2 separate regions of the Mus musculus genome follow, and region 1 is linked to region 2. The links are chromatin loops, found by intact Hi-C in ENCODE. Cell type or tissue: left cerebral cortex. All regions are shown on one strand.

What was found. A loop is a pair of places that touch in the nucleus more often than their neighbours do. Peaks named below come from ENCODE experiments on the same cell type or tissue, not always from the same donor. Only the 100,000 strongest peaks of a DNase experiment are listed, where the experiment ranks them.
Region 1: it touches region 2 in a loop (10-fold over the local background); 2 of 42 quality-filtered maps call a loop at or near these places.

What each region holds. Positions count from the first base shown.
Region 1 is chrX:75,379,165-75,387,164 of GRCm38, reverse strand. It overlaps F8 (coagulation factor VIII), which reads left to right and starts at 7,124. Exons shown (of 26, transcript NM_007977.2): 1 at 7,124-7,678. The coding sequence starts at 7,533. It overlaps Fundc2 (FUN14 domain containing 2), which reads right to left and starts at 4,766. Exons shown (of 5, transcript NM_026126.4): 1 at 4,714-4,766; 2 at 1-63. The coding sequence starts at 4,732. In left cerebral cortex, a CTCF peak has its summit at 1,398 (motif pointing left); DNase peaks (open chromatin) are centred at 3,984 and 4,807; H3K4me3 peaks cover 1,397 bases; H3K27ac peaks cover 1,144 bases.
Region 2 is chrX:75,126,239-75,134,238 of GRCm38, reverse strand. It overlaps Mpp1 (membrane protein, palmitoylated), which reads left to right and starts at 3,223. Exons shown (of 12, transcript NM_008621.3): 1 at 3,223-3,514. The coding sequence starts at 3,413. In left cerebral cortex, no CTCF peak of the experiment used is centred here; DNase peaks (open chromatin) are centred at 3,220 and 4,625; H3K4me3 peaks cover 1,686 bases; H3K27ac peaks cover 880 bases.

The sequences.
Region 1 (8,000 bases), 250 kb before region 2:
ACCATGGTTGTTTTTTAGTTAATTCTGCAAGATCCAGTGCTTCAAATTTTCCATCAAAGTTTCCTATAAAAGAATGAAGATATGTAGTTACTGGTTACTGCCAAAGGAGTAGACATTTTCTTCAGTGGTATGGTAAGGTGCCTATGGGCTAGTAAACAATCTCTCACACATGTTCCTATAAATAAGCCTAATGAAACTCAATGGGTCATCAAAAAAAAGTATAGTGAAGACAAGACAACAATTGAAGGGGATCAGAAGGAATAGGGAAGGACAAAAGTAAATATGATTAAAACACATTGTATAAATGTATAAAAATCATAATAAAATCCATCATGGTGTATGATTAGTATATGCAAATAAAAAACTAAAAAAAGAACTAAGAAAATAAGAAAATATTTACTTTCATAATAGTTTTCCACTATTCCTAACAAGATTAAGAGATTTTTAAAGCAGACAGGTAACTATTTTAAATAGTAAAATATCTCTGAAATTCTGGATTGGAATTTTAGAAATTCTGACTAAAATAAATAAATTTGAATATATGTATTGTAGCACCTTGAAAACTTAGGCTTAGTCTGCTATTGTTTTTCCTCTCAAATTTAAAAACAATTGAACTGACATAGGGAAAAACAGTGCTATGGAATAAAAGCATTCTAAATATGTATTTTTAAATTCCCCTCTTTAGGAGCCACCTACAAACCAATTTTCTGTATTATATAGATCTCCAATGAATAAGTAAACAATATTTGACCGGGTGCTTTTTACTAGACAATGTACTTAGTAACAAACTATTTAATTAAATGCACAGGAAAAGATAGGTACTACTTATTAATCCCATTTTGTAATCAGGAAACAAAGCTTTGGAATGGGAAACAAGCTAACAAAATGTATAATGTCCCAGGCAGTGGTGGCGCAGTAGTGGTGCAGCCTTTAATTCCAGCACTTGGGAGGCAGAGGCAGGTGGATTTCTGAGTTCGAGGCCAGCCTGGTCTACAGAGTAAGTTCCAGGATAGCCAGGGCTACACAGAGAAACCCTGTCTCAAAAAACCAAAGGGGAAAAAAAAGTATAATGCCTGGTTTGAACAAAGATCATCTTGGATTTACCTACTATGTCCAATCCTTCTTCCTTGGAAACATACTGCATTAAGATAACAAATGTTAAAAACTCAGCATGTAAGACTGTTTACAAACAAAAGAAAAACCCAAGAATTGTCATTTTAAAAAAAGAATAGAAAATAGAGGCAGAATCAGAAATGATCAAGAAATTACATGAGGGGCTGGAGAGATGGCTCAGCAGTTAAGAGCACTGGCTGTTCTTCTAGAAGTCCTGAATTCAATTCCTAGAAACCACATGGTGGCTCACAACCATCTGTAATGGGATCTGATGCCCTCTTCTGGTGTGTCTGAACACAACTACAGTGTACTCATATACATTATTAAATAAATAAATACATAAATAAATAATTTTTATAAAATTAAACAAAGCAAAAATTTTCAGAATATTTCACACATATATAATTGGAGTCCAAGAAGATTACCAGAATAAGAGAGAAATAACATTCAAGAGGCAAACTGATGTAACTCAACCAAGAAATGCTAAGTAGAACTCTAGAAATGAACAAGGGAATGAAGAGTACTTGAATGAATATCCAGGCTGCTATCTAAATGAATGCTATTGTACAAAACAATACCTAAATTATCTTGTAAAACTTTATATATATATAAAATTAAGCAGGTGCTTTCTAAATATTAGCAGGCAAAAGAAAAAAATGATAAACTATAGAGCACTCCCCTCCTAAATTTAAGGGGATTAAAAAGCTAAGCCTGTGAGCTAGATTCCTACCTGAGTTTCAATATTAAGATGTTCATTCTCATTATTATATAATCCTTAGCAAAACCAAAATGTCCTTTACAGGTTAAGGCAGTGGTTCTCAACATGTGTATCCAGACTCCTTTGGGGTTAAACATCAGCTACCCTGCATATCAGATATGTACATTACAATTTATAATAGTAGCAAAATTACAATTATGAAGTAGCAACAAAACAATTCTATGCTTGGTGTTTCTACAACATGATAAACTGCATTAAAGGGGCATAGCATTAGGAAGGTTGAAAACCACTGGGTTAAGGGATTTTAAAATGTATATAGACAGGCAAAGAACCAAAAATAGTGTTGAAGTTATAATAGCTGTACAACAAATTGCTCAAACATCATGAAACAAAGTTATTTTGTCTATTATCTCTGGTTGGTTCTGTGCATGTGGAATTCAATCACACCATTAAGGCTTCTCTGTCATTTTGTGATATCTGAGGCTTCAGCTAGAAAACTTACAGGGCAGGGTCTGGAATAATATAATAATAAATAATAATCTAAAAAGTCTACAGTTGCATATACAGACTATTTTTCTCAGAGGCTAGAGTGGACTTCCTTAATACCATTGAAGCTAAGTTTAAGAGGTGACTGTCTCAAGTGAAGGAAAGGTCAAGGACCTAGAAAAAACTGTCATCATTTTAAGTTCTGGCCTCAGAAGCTATTGAATTTTGCTACCACTAAACTGGCCTAGAGTAGTTCCCATCCAGATTAAAGAAGAGAGAATATATATTCCAATTCTTACTGGGATGGGAATATCAAAGTCCCACTGAAAACAGACCATATGAGAAAAGTCAATCTTCTATATGATAAACGGCAAAAAAAAAAAAACCCAAAAAAACAAAAAAACAAAAACAAAAACAAAAAAAACTTAGGAAGAAAGTTTAAGAGTGTTCAAACTTTCAAAACTACAGTATAATTTAGAGCCACCTAAATTAAAGGTTTTTGGGGCTGGGAGCAGTGAAACAAAGTTTCTCTGTGGAGCCCCAGAATTAACCAGACTGGTCTCAAGCTCACAGGGATCCACCCACCCCTGCCTCCCCAGTGCTGGAATTAAAGGTGAGTGCCAACACTGCCTGGCTAAGTTCAAGATTCAAAAGGCTATAGTATTCAATAAGATGTTGCATTGATCCAGACATTATTGTCGATGCCAAAAAGTGCTTGCTGACAGGAGCCTGATATAACTGTCTCCTGAGAGGCTCTGCCAGTGCCTGACAAATACAGAGGTGGATGCTCTTGACCAAATATTGGACTGAGCACAGGATCCCCCAATGGAAGAGCTAGAGAAAGGACCGAAGGAGCTGAAGGAGCTTGCAGGCCCATAGGAGGAACAACAATATGAACCAACCAGTACTCCCAGGGACTAAACCACCAACCAAAGAGTACACATGGAGGGACATGGCTCCAGCTGCATATGTAGCAGAGGATGGCCTTGTCTGTCATCAATGAGAGGAGAGGCCCTTGGTCCTGTGAGGGCTAGATGCCCCAGTGTAGGGGAATGCCAGGACCAGGAAGAGAGAGTGGGTGGGTTGGTGAGCAGGGGAAGGGGGGATGGGATAGGGGGTTTTCAGAGGGGAAACCAGGAAAGGGGATAACATTTTAAATGTAAATAAAGAAAATATCTAATAAAAAAAAAAAGAAGAAGAAAAAGCCAGGCAGTGGTGGTGCATGCCCGGCAGAGGCAGGCGGATTTCTTAGTTTGAGGCCAGCCTGGTCTATAGATTGAGTTCCAGGACAGACAGGGCTACACAAAGAAACCCTGTCTCAAAAAACAGAGAGAGAGAGAGAGAGAGAGAGAGAGAGAGAGAGAGAGAGAGGATGTTGAATTGACCTAAGTATACACAAAATTAGTTGAATAAGAAGTATAGAAATACATTTACATATACTATTATATCATTTTCCTATCAAGGTACTCAGGTAACTCCACAGTACAAAGCAAGTCCTTTCAATAGTGTTAGAAGCACTAGATATTCATATATATATATTTAAAAACCATATACAATACATTCAACGTATGGCTCTAGTCAAAAGTGGGATTTAGTTGGGTATAGTTCCACGCACTCTAGAGGCTGAAACACAAGGATAGCTGAGTTTGAGGCCAGACTGGACTACACCAAATTATCTGTTGATGGTGGGTGAGATGGGATGGATAACAATTAGAGTCCGCTCATTAAACACTGGTAAACAACATTTACAAGCCTTGTCTATAGGCCCAGGAAAACAACGATAATTATTGTAAGCACTACAATTATGTAAGACAAGATTTCTCAGAAATTTCTAGGTATTCTGCTCAGCAATTGCATCAAGTGTAATGACTGTGAGCTTAATGAATTGACTGACTTAACGTAACTAAAGAAAAGAAAAGAAAACGGACAAAAAGAAAGAAAAAAAGTGCTCCACTGGGATTTTATTTTGAGTGGGCCGACTATATCTCCTACTGTTTTCAAAACAATCAATTAGGAAAGTACCAATGAAAATGAGGACTGTAGGTGTTTGAGAGGCAGTAAGAGACAAAAACACTCCTGTCAGGGAGCCAGATCGCTTCTGAGAACAGTAACTGGATCTCCCTAGGGACACCTCGGTAGGGGCGGCACTGAAAGGCTAGAAGAGCTAGGCAGAGATAACATCCCTGGGTAACTCAAAAGCCAGCTTAAGTATGACCTTGGCCAGATCCCAGAACACCCGCCAGAAAAGTCTCCGCGCTGCCCTATCCAGGTGCTATTGAAGCTCCCTGGGGAGGGAGGAACCCAGCAAGCGACTCAGCATGCAACCAGCAGTACTTCACTCTAAGCGACAAAGGTGATTCCACCCCTGGCCCTTGCGCGCGTGCTCCCGCCTTTACCTTGACTGTTAGCGGCCATTTCGGGGGCGCGGGGGGGGGGGGGACCCTAGTATCGCGATGACACAGCTTCAGACCACGAGACCAGGAACAGGCGTTAGTCATCCGCAGCTGGCTTCCGGCAGGGGGTGGGGGGGCAGATATTTCCAGTCCCTTGGCAGTCGGAGACAGCGGGGCCTGGTCCCATTAGACATCTTTCCTGTCCTGGAGCAGCTGCTACAACCACCTCAGCTGCAGCCCCACACTTGCGCAGAGGAATGAATGCTTGCTACGTGTGCAGAAAGCTTCTCTGCCTTGGTGGTGACAGAGTTTATCTCACCTTTATTTTTTTTAATTTATTTTAGATTTTGCATATTTATGTAAACAATGAACTTATGTTAATTCTGACATTAATTTCAAGGCTGTTTAAGTTCAGGAAAACACATCTTACACTTTTTAAAAGCATTCCAACCACTTAATAATGTACACTTGTATTATGACTGCTGCTTCTTCCGCTTTAAAGTTTTTTTTTTAACTTTGTGTATATGAGTATTTGCATGTGTTTGAGTACAGCACGTGTACGCAGTACCTGAGGCCAAACAGGACTTCCGATCCCTTGGGACTGGAGAGGGGAGTGATACAAATATCTCAATTAGAATTGAGCACTTTATTGCCTCTTATCCTCTGTACATATACTAGTTGTGAGTCTATTAGAAAAAAGAAGATTCTTAGATGAGGAGTGAAAGATCCCCTATTTTATCGGTATAATAGTAAAAAAAATTGGGAGGAGACAGTTTATTTTTGTGTCCATTTAGGAAAGCAGTTCTTCCCTATGACTTAGGCAGCCATGGGGTTTTGGCTTTCTAACAGGTATCGGTTCTATCCTGTGGAGTGGGCCTTAAATACAAACATGAAGTGATTAGTTACTCCTACTATATTTATGCCACTACCATAGCAATGAGGCTATTTTGACATATCAGTCATTATATAGTACCTCACAGGGTTCTTAGATGCTTTGTAAGACTGTCAATAACTTGTCACCCCAAATAGCACACATGTAACCTTCCAGCACTGTGAAATCTTGTCAGTGCCAGCTTGATTTCCCCATGTTTTATGACTCAACTATGTTGTGTCATCAGCAATACGATCTTAACCATGAAGTTCTGTAGATTGCCAAAAAATTGGCAGTACCTTATAATGTTTGGGGGTTTATGGAGCCAACAAACTCCAAAAGAGGTGACCCATTCCTGGCACTGGGCTTTATATTTGTTACCCTGCAGTGTTTAGTAGGGACATTGTCATCCTGATGTAGGGGTAACTCCATTTAAATTCTTATATATGTATACATGTATATTTTATTTAAAAAGCTTCTACAGTAGTAGGTTTTCATATTTTTTTCAAGTATCTTTAGTGTTAATAATCACTACCCATACTCACTTCTCTCTCCTGCCCTCCTATCCTTACCCCACGTAACCCTTCAACTTCTCCTGTTCCCTTTTCATATCAACTGCAGTATATCCCATTTCCCTTGAAATCTGCCTTCCCTTGTTGGCCCCTTGCTAGTTTCCTGATCTCTATGGATACTCCAATTTAAGACAGATATCTAAAGATTCAGAGTTAGCATTCACATGTGAGAGAGAATCTGAGGCATTTGTTTTTCTGGGTCTAGGTTACCTTATGGAGAATGATTATTTCCAGCTCTATCCATTTACCTGCAAATTTAATTTCATTTTTCTTTACAGCTGAGTAATAAATATTCCATTGTGTGAATGTACCACATTTTCATTATCCATTCTTCAGTTGGTGGATGTTGGCTCTTTCCTTTTTCATTCAATTATGAATTGAATGGCAATGAATATGGATATACAAGTATCTCTATAGTGGAATGTACAATCCTTTTAGATGTATGCCCAAGAGTGATATAGCTGGGTCATATGATAAGTTTGTTTCCAGCTTTTTGAGGAGGGAGGGTGTCTTAGTTAAAGTTTCTCTGGCTGTAATAAAACACCATGACCAAAAGCAACAGGGTTTATTTCAACTTATACTTCCATGTAATAAACAATTCACTAATCAATTTCACTGATGGAAATGAGGACAGAATCTCAAAAGGGCAGGAACCTGGGTGCCAGAACTGAATCAGAGATCATGGAGGAACATTGCTTACTGACTGATCATTATGTCTTGATCCGCCTATTTTCTTATACAATTCAAGAACACCTGTCCAAGAGTAGCTCTGCCTATGACTACCTGGGGCCTCCCATAGTAATCATTAATAAAAAAGCAACAGCAAATAAAACATATGGTACAGGTATCCTATCTGGATCTCTAGGCCATGTGGGCAGCTGGAAAGTTTCTGCGGAGAAAGTAGGCTGGAATCTGGTGAATCCCAAAGTGGAAGCTTTTACATTCCATGCAGACTCCAGAATCTTCACTATCTAGAGTTTCTTTGCTACAGGTACCAAGGAACAGTCTTTTAGAATAGGCTAGGAATTTAAATACACCTGAACGCCCCTCCTCAGTATTCTGTTCCTTTTCTTAAGGATTCAAACTTGTTAGGATGCACCCAGCAGGAAATGGGTTAAGCCTTAGCTCAGCCACTCTTCCTATTCCAGTTTTCCTGTGCCTGCTTCCTACTACCCAAAAGGAAGTAATCCTTTCAGATCTGTTTTGTGCTAATGCTACTTTCACTCACAGTAGATAAACTTCCAGAAAATGCTCTGCAAAATATTTAGGACTTTTTACTAAATCATTACATTTTCTTTTTGTTCTTAAAAGCTAAAGTTATTTTAGAGAAGAGTTAAATTTTCATTTCTTTAGTTGAACATTTTCTAGTAATAAAAGCCATGCAAATAGCACTCTTCGCTTGCTTCTTTCTGAGCCTTTTCAATTTCTGCTCTAGTGCCATCAGAAGATACTACCTTGGTGCAGTGGAATTGTCCTGGAACTATATTCAGAGTGATCTGCTCAGTGTGCTGCATACAGACTCAAGGTAAAAATCCTCTGTCAAGTGCAACATTGTGAAGATGTGATTTTGACTGTGTTTATTTGTATGACCCAACTCATACATATATTACAAATGATGAATTAAGGTTGTTTCTACTGACATGGAGAAAAGTCTACTAGGTGTTTCTTAGTGTAAAAGCATATAAATTATGTATAATATTCCATTTTTATAAAATTAATAATTACTAATCAAAACTCTGTGTGTGTTTGTTTGTGTGTATGTGTGTGAGAGGGTGGTAGGGAAAAGACATTCTAAGCAATTAGACTGCGTAGACTAAGGGGTCCAGTCAGTAATTTTTAACTTTTAC
Region 2 (8,000 bases):
TTTCTATGAAGAGACACCATGACCAAGGCAACTTTTTTTTTTTTTTTTTTTTTTTGGTTTTTCGAGACAGGGTTTCTCTGTATAGCCCTGGCTGTCTGGTTGTGAGCCAGCATGTGGTTGCTGGGATTTGAACTCAGAACCTTCCAAAGAGCAGTCAGTGCTCTTAATCGCTGAGCCATCTCGCCAGCCCTATAGGGGCCATTCTTATTTAAACCACCATTAACTCTTTGTGTTTCCTCCATTGTGATATATTTATTCATGTCTTTTGACCAGTTCTTTATTGGATTGTGTTTTTCTTGTTAATTTGTAGTCCTTTTGTTGCCATGAAGTGTCTACCTCCATTACTTCTAAGATATCAATGCCAAACCAAAGTTGTAGTCTATGGAAGTTCTCCTGGAAAACCAATGAGTTTATTGAGCTTACTTACAGAGCATTGGTGACAGGTCACTGATTAAAGCAAAGCAGTTCCTCTGGAAAGCCTTTATCCCAACATGGATGATGGCTTCCCTGTAGCCACACAGATGGAGTTTCATTATGTTAACCTTCCTCAGTCTATACACTCTAGTCCCTCCCAAGACCCAGAACAATTAGAACAAAATTAGTTACAACTGATTGACAGGAATGGCTGAATAGGCAAGTGAGAGTCCTGTAGCCTCCCACATACCCTCCTTCTATAAGAGTAGGTTAACAGTCAACAAACCCAAATATGATGATCTTTTGCTAGCAGATACAGATGAATTAATGAAGATGGTGGCTGTTTGGCTAAGAGGATAGAGCTAAACAATGTCTTTATACATTCATAATAGAAACATTTCTTGCTTTTATATATTGAAATGTCATTATATTTATTGTTTTGGGTTTTTTGTTGTTGTTGTTGTTGTTGTTGTTGTTGTTGTTGTTCTTGTTCTTGTTCTTGTTTTTCGAGACAGGGTTCCTCTGTATAGCTCTGGCTGTCCTGGAACTCACTTTGTAGCCAGGCTGGCCTAGAACTCAGAAATCCGCCTGCCTCTGCCTCCCAAGTGCTGGGATTAAAGGAGTGTGCCACCACGCCAAGCTTATTGGTTTTTGTGTGTGTGTGTGTGTGTGTGTGTCTACATGTGTATGTGAAGGATACTTAGAAAGTTGTATACACTCACGTATGTATAGATTCACAAACCCCATGCATATATAGAAATGGGAGGATGACCTTATGTGTTTTTCTCTATCACTCTTCACCCTATTTTCCTTAATATAGGGTCTCTCACTGACTCTGGAGCTATGCTGGCAGCCAACAGATTCTCTTATTTCTCTTCATAGCTCTGGGGTTACGAGCATGTTTGGCCATGACCAGCTTTTTAAGTGGTTGCTGGGAATTTAAATTCAGGTCTTCATGCTTGAACAGTAAGTTATCCTAACCAGTGAGTCAGCTTCCCATTCTCTCATAGTTTGGGGATTGTTTGTTTCTGAGAAAGTGTTTGGTATAGCTCAAGTTGGATTCAAATTCACCTTGTAGCAGAAGCTGAGTTTAAACTCAAGATTCTCCAGTATCTACCACCCAAGCACTGAGATTACAGGTATGTGCCACTATGTCTAGTTCTCTTTTGTTTTAAAAAAGTTCTTTTTCTTCCCAACAACTGGAGCAGGTGCTATCCCAAAAGCTGTTGCCTGTAGGTGGGGTATACTCTTCTAGCTGGGCTGCCTTATCTGGCCTCAGTGGAAGAGGATGCACCTAGCCTCACAGAGACTTAATGTATCAGGGTGGGGGAATACTCAGGAACCCCCACCTACTCAGAGGAGAAGGGGGGATGGGAGAAAGAATGGTAGGAGGAGGTGACTGGGAGGAGACAGTGAGCAGGATACAAAGTGAATAAATACAATAATATATATGATAAAAAGAATAAAAAGACTTGATTATGTGTCATGTTATAAAAATATATAATTACATTTTCCTTAAAAATATATACTCTCCAACATCCATATATTTAAGTGGAATAAAATATTCTGATTTTTTAAAGTTCTTTTTCTTATTTACTTATTATTAGTTTTGTTTTGAGACAAGGTCTTATGTATTCTAGGTTGCCCTCAAACTTACTGAGTGACTGAGAATGACTTTGAACTTCTGATCCTATTAACTCCACCTCCAAAATGCTAAGATTATAGGCACGCACTATCATGAATAGTGTGTGCATTACTGAGAGTTGAACCCAGGGATTTTGCATGCTAGCTAAGCAGTCCGCCAACTGAGGTTCATCTTCATTGTGTATCACATAAACCAAGGTTCCAATTTCATCCTTTCCAGTTCCACTGTCAGTTAATGAAAGGCCTTATTTACTCACCTAGCTGTTTTTATTATTGAGTACCTTTGTATATGGGCACAGAGGTGTTACATAGTTGATTATTCTGTAACATTGCTCAGTGTATTCTCTTCCTCTGTACCAAGATCTCCTCCTTTGCCCTTCTCTCCTCCCCTTTTCTCTTCTCTTCTCTTTTCTTCTCCTCTCTCTCCACCTAAAAGTAATTCTTCTAGGGACGGGGGAGAGTGTAAGCTATCAATCATACAAGCTCTGAATTTTAGGACAGGATTCCCAAGGAGCCTTTAAACCCAGTAAACATTCATTTTGTTTAGAAAGTCTTTCATTAGTCTCCAGACCATTTGGAAGTTTAGGGCGTTTACTCCAATTCTTGAAGATTATTTGTTCCATTTGCTTCTGTTGATTCCTAGAAATTGTGTGGCATTAACAACAGGAGATCTGGCCTAAGGTAAATAAAACCAGTTTGCTCTTGAGGGCAGTCCCATCTTTCCTCGCTGAATAGCATATACCAATGTAAATGATGGTACCAGCAGCACACTTTTACAAGTCTAAACCTGGAAAGGTGCATTGGCCTTGGGACCAATTTAAGAGCCCCTACATTCTTCAGGGTAGCTGGTTGATTCCTGATGTCAGGAGCAATCTGGATGTAAAGTTCACTCAGCTAGTTGCAACTCGTGGTTGGTAAAAGAGCTGCAGTTGCAGTAGTTGGACATTTTGGGATCCGCTTCGGTAGTTCACAGGTCGTGCGAGTAAGAGAGAGAATGGAAGCTCCTGTCTCGGAATTTTATCTTTTCAGGGATGCTGGCTGCGCATCTCGACAGGGCCCGCAGAGGCGTGGTTAGAGCGGAGCTTTCAAGCAACGCTAAACTGCGCCTTCTCCAATCGCTAAGCACAAGGAAGGCCAAGGCGTGGGTGGGCTTAGGGGCGGGCCAGGGTGGAGAGTAGGCGGAGCGTGGGTACTGCTCTGCTTGGCCCTCCTGGCTCTCAGCGCAGCTCTTGATCCCTGCCTCCTCCGCCGCCTTAGTCTAGCTCGTCTCTGAACAGGCCGCAGTTCCCCGATTTGCGATTCCTGGGCTCAAAGCTCTGCGGCTACTGCGTCTGGTTGTCTCTGCTCCTGAGAGATGACGCTCAAGTCGAGCGAAGGCGAGGGAGGGAACAGCATGCGCACCGCACTTTCGGACCTCTACCTGGAGCACTTACTACAGAAGCGTAACCGACCTGAGGTTAGCGGGACCCCTGGGGTCCTCTGGGTTCGGGTTGGGTCTAGGATCCAGGCCTTTCCATCTGCTGCTGGATTTTTCCTATCCATGGCCTTGTTCCCAAGCGCTCTGTCCCCGGATGGCCAGATCTTGGGTGTCTTGCCCCCAGGGTGGAGGCCTTAGCACTGGGCCCGATTCCTGCTGAGATCTGGGTGTGGTGGATAGTTGCCTGGAGCAGCCCTCCTAGGTGAAAATCCCGAGAGGCAGGCCAGGACTAAATGAATACTTAAGGTCAAAGAAAACTTGCTCATGGATGGAAGTCTACTAACAGACTTGAAGAAGGAAAATAAGACTTTAAGGAACACATCCAATAGTAGATCTGCCTGGCTGTTATTGAGCGTTTGTGTTGTTTCACAGACATGGTTGTGAAAACCAACTTCGTGCTCTAAAAAGCTCACACATTTCCCTCTGCATTTCATTTCAGGGGGTCTCCTTGTGCTATGCTGTAAACTAAGGTAGCATTCATATTCCAGTGTTAGACAGTAAATAGTTATTAATCTAATATGTCAGGCCTCCAGAGGTGGTTGTGATTAGATTCTATGTAACATGTCTCCCCCTCCCCATTCACCTACGGACCCTGCTCCCTCTGCTCCCCAGTCCCTTCTCCTGGGAGATTTATGATGCTGCTTGTGATACAGCGAAGATGGCTTTGTGATAGGAAGGTACAGCTATTAAACAACATACATTACTTACACAAAATGTTCAAAGATGATACTAGATGAAACTGAGGAAATAAATCCAAAAACCTTTACAGGAATGGTAGCTATTATGTGTTTTGATCACTTTTTTTTTTTTGATAAAGGGAAAAAAAGAAAAAGTGAAGAATTAATACGAGAAAAAAATCCATATTATGACAGTTGTATTCTGGTTCCTCAATTCTGGAGCTCTGTTTCCTTTTCCCTATCTCTGGTGTCATTTCCCCTCCCCAAGCTAGTTTTGGAAGTATGGTTATTTAATCTTGCCTTTCTATGCTCCACACCCAAAGTCCTCTTTTAGTAACACTGACAGAGCAACTCACTGCTTAGGGGAAGAAACTGTGCACCAATTAAATGTCAGCAAATTTTATCTCTCTTGCTGGCAAGTAGGAGGACATTTTGCTTTTTTTGTTTATCTGTTTGTTTCTTGCTTTGAGACGCTGTCTCACACTAGCTCAGGTTACCTTGTAGCTTACTCAGTTGCCCCAACTGGCCTTGAATTCCTTGCAATTCTCCTGCCTCAGCCTCCTGAGTTTATAGGCACTATATGGGCTAACATGTCAGACTTCAGGACATTTTTAGTGTCACAACTAGATGGATTTATTTTTTACAGCAAGAAATTATCAGACCTCCCTCCAAAGTGTCATGACTGCTGAAGGAAACATCTATTCCTGATGTTCTAGTTCAGTGTCTTATTTAAGGTGAGCAAATAAAGTGCAAAGAACAAAACTTAATGTGATAAAAATTCTAATCTACTTAAGCCACTGTGGCCACAATAAAACCAAATTCCTATCTGTAAGGTATCTAGGTCTTTCTGGTTTTGAAAAATAAAATCATAGATATCCTAGAAGTGAAGGACAGAATATGAAGAAGACTAACAGACTATACTAGGTACTGAGAAAACTGGGGCAAAGACTAAATAATTTGAAAATAGTACTTTTTGTTTTTTTAGTTTAAATTCTCTGAAAACACAGACCTTGAATGGAAATATCCTCTTCAAATGATACAGCCAAACCTAAGAAGGAGTCTTTTTCTCTGGTAGAATGATAATCAGGAGCAGACTCACTGACCATGCTCCCTACTGATTCAACCAAGACTTGTTTTCTGCTATTGTACATGGCATTGAACCTTGGTGTCTCTGCACAGGCTGTCCTGTTTGCCCTTTAACTCCTAGATTCTACAAAGTGCAGGCTTCAGCAATGCTGGCCACTCCACAGTGCTTCACCCCCTACACCTCCTTCAGAGGAAACATCTGCAGCACAGTTCAAAGGGCAGAGACAGTTTCTCAAAGGAAGTTGAAATAAAAAAATAGATTGAAAAAATTGGCAGGGGTGGGGGCAGGGGTAGTGGGGGTGAATAGAGCAGGGGCAACTATAGTTGACTTTCTCATTTAAACCAATTGGCTTCAGAACAAAATGACAGTGAACTACTGAGCACAGGAATGAACAAACATTTGTTCAGCCTACTGTTAGGCTCATTGCCAACTGCTTCCACATGGTGAACTTAGAATGCCTAGTCCAAGGAAATGAATGACTCTAAATACAGAAGAGCTGGGAGTTCCTTACTATCACCTGCCAGCCTTGTGTAGCCCCTGACTGAATCACAAGTACCCACTCTTCACATGCACATCTGTTTCACTTTGTGAGTGGGAAAAAGTACAACAAAAAAGTTAGAAAAGTCATGAGAAAACCAACAATTCCCCAGGGAAGTATAGAGATTAGAACTATTTAACTATAAATGATAAGAACTGGAGAGACAGGAGGGCTCAAGAATCAGAATTTTTCTGGCAGGTATTGTCTTAAAATCATATATTAACTAGAGCTTTATTTGCCAGGCACTAAATACATCTCTCAATCCAAAGGCCACATGGTTAAAGGTCTTTGGCTGATGTGCTTTATCTGTATAGTACACTCTGGATGCACACACAGGCTTCTAACAACTGAAACTCAAGCAGCTCCATTTTTCATTTTTTCTGAATAGAAAGTAATCATTGTGACATAAAAATGAAGGGATATATGAGGATTTGAATGCTGAGCATTTTCTTGAGTGGCTTCTTTTGGTATTGTTGGTATGTCAGCACTCCCAATAGAGAGCTGTACAGCAACATAGTAACCATAGCTCACATTTACCCAGTGCTTCTAAGTTATGTTAAGCTCACAACCCAGTAAAGTCCTTAAGTTACCATCCTCATTTTTACAATTGAAAAAACACAAATGCAAGAAGGTCAAGAATCCAAAGTTACCAGCCATTAGTAAAAGAGCCAGGAATCTATCCTAGACTGGGTTTTTCTCGTAAGAAGTGTGTCCCACTGGGCAGTGGTGGCACATGCCTTTAATCCTAGCACTTGGGAGGCAGAGGCAGGTAGGTTTCTGAGTTCAAGGACAGCTTGGTCTACAGAGTGAGTTTCAGGACAGCCAGGGCTACACAGAGAAACCCTGTCTCACCCCCTCCCCCAAAAAAGTGTCCCAAGTTTTTAAGTTCTGTTTAATATTTTTTTTGCTAAATTATTTTCTTAAGGTATTTAAACACATAGTGCACAATTTGGAAGATATGGTGAGTAAAATTAGCCCGTGAAGGCAATTTCCTTTTCACTCTGTCTTGTAGCCAACCAATTTCCCCCTTCCTAGAAACCACCACTGTTCCTTCCAGACATTATTTGTGTGTAGGTAAACGTGAATATATTCATTTTTTCACTATTTATGGTGAAACTAGCATAATTGTCTTCAAGTTGTTTTATTTTCCACATGAACAGATGGTTTCAAAATTACCTCAGAGCTTCCTTCTCATGGCTACATGGTGTCTTCCCATGCAGTGACTGTAGTGTCATTGAATTGTTTGTTGTGTGAAGTTCTGTGTTGCTAGGTATTCTAAGTTAATTTTCAAATTACAACCCCTTTTCAACATTTTTGTTACAACATAAAGATCATGTGATGGTCATATGAGTTTTGGGACATTTTAGCTGCTAAACAAGACAATTTCTCAACACTTCCTCATGTGGAAGTTACACAGTAAGTGACACTATGCCAGTCCTCATTGTTTTTTCAGTTAGAAAGGAAGCAGTAAATTTAGAGACCTTTGTGGAAAGCACACCTATGTTATAAGACATACTTCTCTCCTTAGGTTTCTAGGCCAGATCTCCTTGTCTGTCATCTTCCCACCCTTCTGTGCCGGGGCGGGGGGGGGGGGGATGATGATTCCTACTCAAGACTCTTCTTTCCTCCAGAAAAATGAATTGGCAAGATATATTTTTCACAGCTCTTCCTAGTGTCTCTGTGTGTGGATAGTAAAAAAGCTGCTCTCCATTTTCAGTTTATACCCAAATACCAAGCTCACACTAGTTTTTCCTCCTCTGGCTTGCTGTGTAGGTTTTGATTTATTATTTTATGCACAAACATTTGTGAATAATAAAGGCAAGATGTCTTCATATTATCCTCAAATAATCCAAACTTTAAGTTTTTATTTTATTATTTAGTTTATGTATATGAGTACACTGTTATCTGTACAGATGGTTGTGAGCCATCATGTAGTTGCTGAGAATTGAACTCAGAACCTCTGCTCTCTGTGGACTCAAGATTTATTTATTATTATATATGTAAGTACACTGTAGCTGTCTTCAGACACACCAGAAGAGGGCGTCAGATCTCATTACAGATGGTTGTGAGCCACCATGTGGTTGCTGGGATTTGAACTCAGGACCTTCAGAAGAGCAGTCAGTGCTCTTAACCGCTGTGCCATCTCTCCAACCTCCAAACTTT